2 separate regions of the Homo sapiens genome follow, and region 2 is linked to region 1. The links are chromatin loops, found by intact Hi-C in ENCODE. Cell type or tissue: sigmoid colon. All regions are shown on one strand.

Region 1 (2,500 bases):
TTCTCACTTTACTGTGTGTAGTGGCTATAACTTGACTAAACATGTCAGCAATATATATCATTTACTGAAACTTCTACTACCTGAAAATTTGTATAGCATCTTGATGAAACAAAGAATAAGACAATATCATATCAAAGAAGTTGCTTGAAAAAATATTAAGCATTCGGTCACTCTTTGTTCAATCAATATATTAAATATGTAAACATAATAAACCAAAGGAAACTAAATTTGTTCTTTAAGGTCTACAAATAACTGCTCAGATTCTTCAGGTTGATTCATAATTTCTCATGAATAAACCAGATACAAAGGAAGGGAGAAATGATGTGAAGGCAGCAGTTTCCCTCTTCTGTCTCTTCTTTGAATCTGTGCAAAGTCCCCAGCTCCTTCTCAGAGTTATCTCCTAACCACTCATGCAACTGTTATTTATCAAGTTATGCTCTGGCTCCAAAGATGTCAGGTGCTTCCCAACATAATAAGATAAGGACCACACCACATATTTGTTAATTCCAAAGAATTCTGGAATCAGGACTTTCAAATTATATTCTTGGTCAAAAGGTATAACACTGTCTTTCGTAGTCTTTGAAGTAAGACAAGTAAAAATAGAAGCTTGGGGAAAGCATTCAAGTATTTTATCTGGGAGGTTTCTCCTAAATTTCCTTTGGCCATGAATCCAAAGCATTTCTGACAGATAACTGGACTAGAAACAATGCCCCTGGAAACCATCAGCCAGTATTCCCACCCATTAATTAGGTGATTCATTTTCAGTTTTTTCCTCCCTGTTTTTTTTCCCCTCATATCCTTTCCCCACCCTTTCCTTGTTGCCTTCTCTTTGGATCATCGGCTCCTCTGCTATCCGCCTCAACCTATTTATTTGTGTTATACTTCACTGCCCCTGGATATATTTCCTTTCCTTATTGCCTCTCCTGGACTCTGGGTTCCTCTTTGACAAATCTTCCTGCCTGGCTACTTAACCTGCCAGTAAAGACCTTAACCCTCTTGTGAGTGAGAAAGCTCTCTGGATGCCTCCCGTGACTGCCCCGACTTCCAGTGATTTTTATTTTCCTTAAAGTTTTAAGGCACCAATGATTGCACTTAATGGCTGTTTGTTCATCTTTCACGTCTTTTCTTTCCAAATGAGTAGGCAGCTACTTGAGAAGAGGAAATATTTTATCTAGCTCTTGGAAAATATACCATCCATATAAATGTAATGAAGCATTCACAAACTGAGCAGGATGGTGCACACATCTCACCGAGTAAGTTATTGCCTCATTTGGGGATAACAGGATTTGAGGTTAAAGGAGTTTTAGATATTAAAGTCTTTTACTGAAGAATATAGGAGACACGGTGGTATGAGAAGCTCACTGATGGAACATAGAACTTTTGCCTTAAAGAGGCATGTCTGCTGCTTGTTGAGTTAATGATCCAGAATCATGTGGGACTTGGGTTTTGAAATCCCTCCTAGGGGTTCTGAGAACATGCACTCATGAGCCCCGGGTTTGGGCCCATTTTTGCCATGTAATTCTCTGAGTAGCGATGTAAGGCAACCTTTCTTGGCCTGTTTCCGCCTCTGTAAAATGAGGGGTTAGACAGATGACCTTTAAAAACCAACCAACCAAAAGAAAAACACGACTGAAGAATGACTACTGCCCCCGTTTAGATCTCTGCCAGAGTGCGTGATGGTTCGCCCTGCCATCGATCCATTTTAAACACACGCCTCACTTGTAGGATCACTTATTCATATACCCAGAAAAACTCATCCCAAAAAGACCTGGGGGAGGAAAGTGACACGGAAATTCTAGACACTACTTTTGCTGACTCTAGAACCATATGTTTCCTATAGGTGTCTTGCTGAGCTAGAAAAAACTAGGAGGAAAATTTCGTCTTTTTTTTCTTCTTTGAGACAGGGTCTCCCTCTGTTGCCCAGGCTGGAGTGCAGTGGCACAATCAGGGCTCACTGCTGCTTCGACCTCCCCAAGCTCAGATGATCCTCCCACCTCAGCCTCCCGAGTAGCTGGGACTACAAGCACACACAAACATGCCTGGTTAACTTTAGTATTTTGTATAGAGACAGGGTTTTGCCATGTTGCCTAGGCTGGTTTCAAACTCCTGGGCTCAAGTGATCCACTGGCCTCAGCCTCTGAAAGTGCTGGGATTACAGGCGTGAACCACCATGCCCAGCCCATATTTCTTGTTACTTTGATGAATGAGATGCAAGATAGGAAAAAAAAAATTAACCAAACTTCAGTACCAATAAATATCAGATAGGCAAAATACTTTTAAGTCTGTAACAATCAAGTTGATAAGAGGTTGCAGAAATTCAAGTGTGCTGGAATGCCAATCTGACACTCCAACATTAGTAAAACCAAAAACAGCACATGCTGAGCTACTTTCTTCAATCAGACAATCTCTGTGGTAAAGGAAATGGGATCAAAATATCAAGATGAGCATGCCATTGGCTTGAGGTATGTGTCAGATTTATTGTGGCCAAGAAGATTAAAAT
Region 2 (2,500 bases), 260 kb before region 1:
TCTCAAAAAAAAAAAAAAGGAGACTGGTTTTCAAATCAAAATCTCTGCCGTTGCTGTTTCTGCAGGTTCCCCTGCCTCCTGGCCTCTTACCTGTTTTAAAAGCTAAAATGGGTTGTGGAAGCAGGCTGAGAGTAGCCAAGGGTCTGAAATATTTGGAAAGAAAGAAATCTAAGAGGAGAGTCCATCTGTATGGGGAAGAACAAGCAGATTCCACACAGCCAGCAGGCATTTAAAACATTGGATTGAGCGATTTTGCTAGAAAACAGCGCACAGAAGAGGAGCAGATCTAAGCTCTCACTCTCTTCTAACAAACTGAGTAAGAGCTGTCTTCCTTGCTCCCCCAGTGGTTTTCATAGTAGCCCTAATCTACATCTGATCATCATTTTCTTTGCTGTTTGGAAATCCCTATAATTAGTATTGAATGATTCTCTACTAGCATCAAACCTATAGAATGGCTCTGGGATAGTTTGACCATTTAGAAAAAAGAAATTTAATTTTACCATTTTCAAGTTTCATCTTACTTTCTATCAACGCATTTCCAAGCTCTTATCTGTCTGCCTGTGGGCACATAACAGTGCTATTTGATCTTAAACACTCTTATTCAATAGGCATGTTGTTGTACAAACTTTGAAAATTGCTCTGGCAAACTTAGATGAATCACATTTCTTCAAGACATACGGTTGCTTTTCCCTTGTTTTATTTTTTCATTATGAATACATAGAAACTTTTATATTTTCCGTGCTTATATCCGGTGACCTCTTAATAACTTTTATTATTTACAGTGAGACTGGGCATCAGGAGATTAACTGACATGCCTAAGTTCGAAGCCACGAAATAACCTGCCTCTCCTCTCTTGAACGGTGGTCCTGCCAAATTATTTTCTTGCATAGATAATGAATTTATCTGTAAGAATATCAAGTTGGTTCCTTTTAGATAAAAATGCACATCAGTGAAGGATGAGGGAGCATAGATTATTTAAAGAGTAGGACATTTTAACTTGCAAATTAGAAATCTTGAAATAATTAAAAGGAGATTTATCCTGTCCTGAAAAAGTGGCAGAGCTCCTGCCTGGAGCCCGGCGGGTCCAGCAGTGCTGACCAGTGGACGCTAGATGGCGCGGGCTCAATGTCATCGGGGAGGCCGCGAGGAGGCGCGGTCCTGCCTCAGTGTGATCCAGGGCACGGCCGGAGCAGAGCGCCTCCTTTTTTCTTGCCGACGGGGGCCTGTGAACAGTGTTTCCCAAAGCTAGTCATATCAAATGCACTCTGACTTGAATTTCCAATAGCGCCTGATCCACTAACATGTGAATGCTGCTGTGAAGCAGGGGTCCCCGCCCCCTGGGCGCACAGCGGAGAGGAGCCCCTAGCCTTCCCGCCCGCACCTGCCCCTGTCAGAGCCCCGCGCTTCGCTTCCCACGGAACCAGAGCCCCATCCTGACTGCGCATGCCTGGAATCGGGTTGTCCTCTGATGATCTGAGGAGCAACCGTTTCATCCCAAAACCATCTCCCCCTCCCGGTCTGTGGAAACATTGCCTTCCAAGAAACCGGTACCTGGTGCCGAGAAAGTTACGGACCCTGCTATAAAGGATCTGTTTTGGAACACAAATGGGCATTTTCATCTGGCATCATCTCATACTTTGAGCTCTGGCCAAAAAGATAGGGAACCAGGGACTGGGCCAGTGAAGCTCCCCCCAGCTCCCAGGGCTACCGGAGGCCAGCTTCTGCAGACTCAAATAATCAGAACCCATCACCGAAATATTCAAGGAGAAATTAGATAACTTTTATTCTTCTTCATGAACCCCCTTTTCATCTTAACGCAAGCTGTTAAGTGCATTAAGATGTGATGTGATTTAGTCCAGCGTGGTAGTGGTCACTGGTTTGCCAATAATAATTCTAAATTGTTATGTACCCATTACCGAATAAACAGGCTGCAGGCACGGGCCTGACCTCGAGGCACATCTAGCCATTTGAGGAGGTCACACAGGCACACTTCAGTAGAACTGGCAGTACAGGCAGGCTCCACGGCATGCGGGCAGAGGGATGTTTAAAGTTTCTCTAATACTTACTGATTCTGTATTATGGATCGCCTGAGCTTTTATAGAAAATGTGGGACATACAGGAGTATACAGAGGAATAAGCTGCCTGTAACCCCTGCCCAGGGAGACCACCGTATGCACTTGTATGTGGGGCGTTTTCAGTACAGCAGTGGTTCGTTCTTCTAACCAAAAGGAGTATGCCAGTTTTCTGGACATCAGCAGTTCCCAGTAACTCCTTTGGCTGATAATAGCAAGTTTCTGAGAAAGTGCTTGTGATATTTCACATTCTCATGGTCTTCTCCTTTTACAGCCTCAAGCAGCCTGCCACCCTGCCATATTCCGGGTTGTTGATGAGATGTTCAGGTAAACGTTACACTGTTTCTTCTAGTAATTGATGTAAAAAAGGTTCCATTTCCAAGCATGAATCAGAAAATGTTGTGGTAGTCTCTGGCTGTATCATGGGG

Evidence for each region. A loop is a pair of places that touch in the nucleus more often than their neighbours do. Peaks named below come from ENCODE experiments on the same cell type or tissue, not always from the same donor. Only the 100,000 strongest peaks of a DNase experiment are listed, where the experiment ranks them.
Region 2: a loop joins it to region 1, with 2.7 times the contacts of the local background. A loop is called at or near these places in 3 of 110 quality-filtered maps.

What each region holds. Positions count from the first base shown.
Region 1 is chr9:94,871,405-94,873,904 of GRCh38, reverse strand. The region is part of intron 5 of AOPEP (aminopeptidase O (putative)); the gene reads right to left. Among named protein-coding and RNA genes, the nearest start is that of MIR2278, 63 kb to the right of the region's middle. RefSeq lists an enhancer at 1,669-2,168. In sigmoid colon, no CTCF peak of the experiment used is centred here; no DNase peak of the experiment used is centred here; H3K27ac peaks cover 738 bases.
Region 2 is chr9:95,126,428-95,128,927 of GRCh38, reverse strand. FANCC (FA complementation group C) reads left to right here. Exons shown (of 15, transcript NM_000136.3): 9 at 2,347-2,399. It also overlaps a transcript of AOPEP not described here. Among named protein-coding and RNA genes, the nearest start is that of MIR3074, 42 kb to the right of the region's middle. In sigmoid colon, a CTCF peak has its summit at 1,103 (motif pointing right); a DNase peak (open chromatin) is centred at 1,137; H3K4me3 peaks cover 633 bases; H3K27ac peaks cover 256 bases.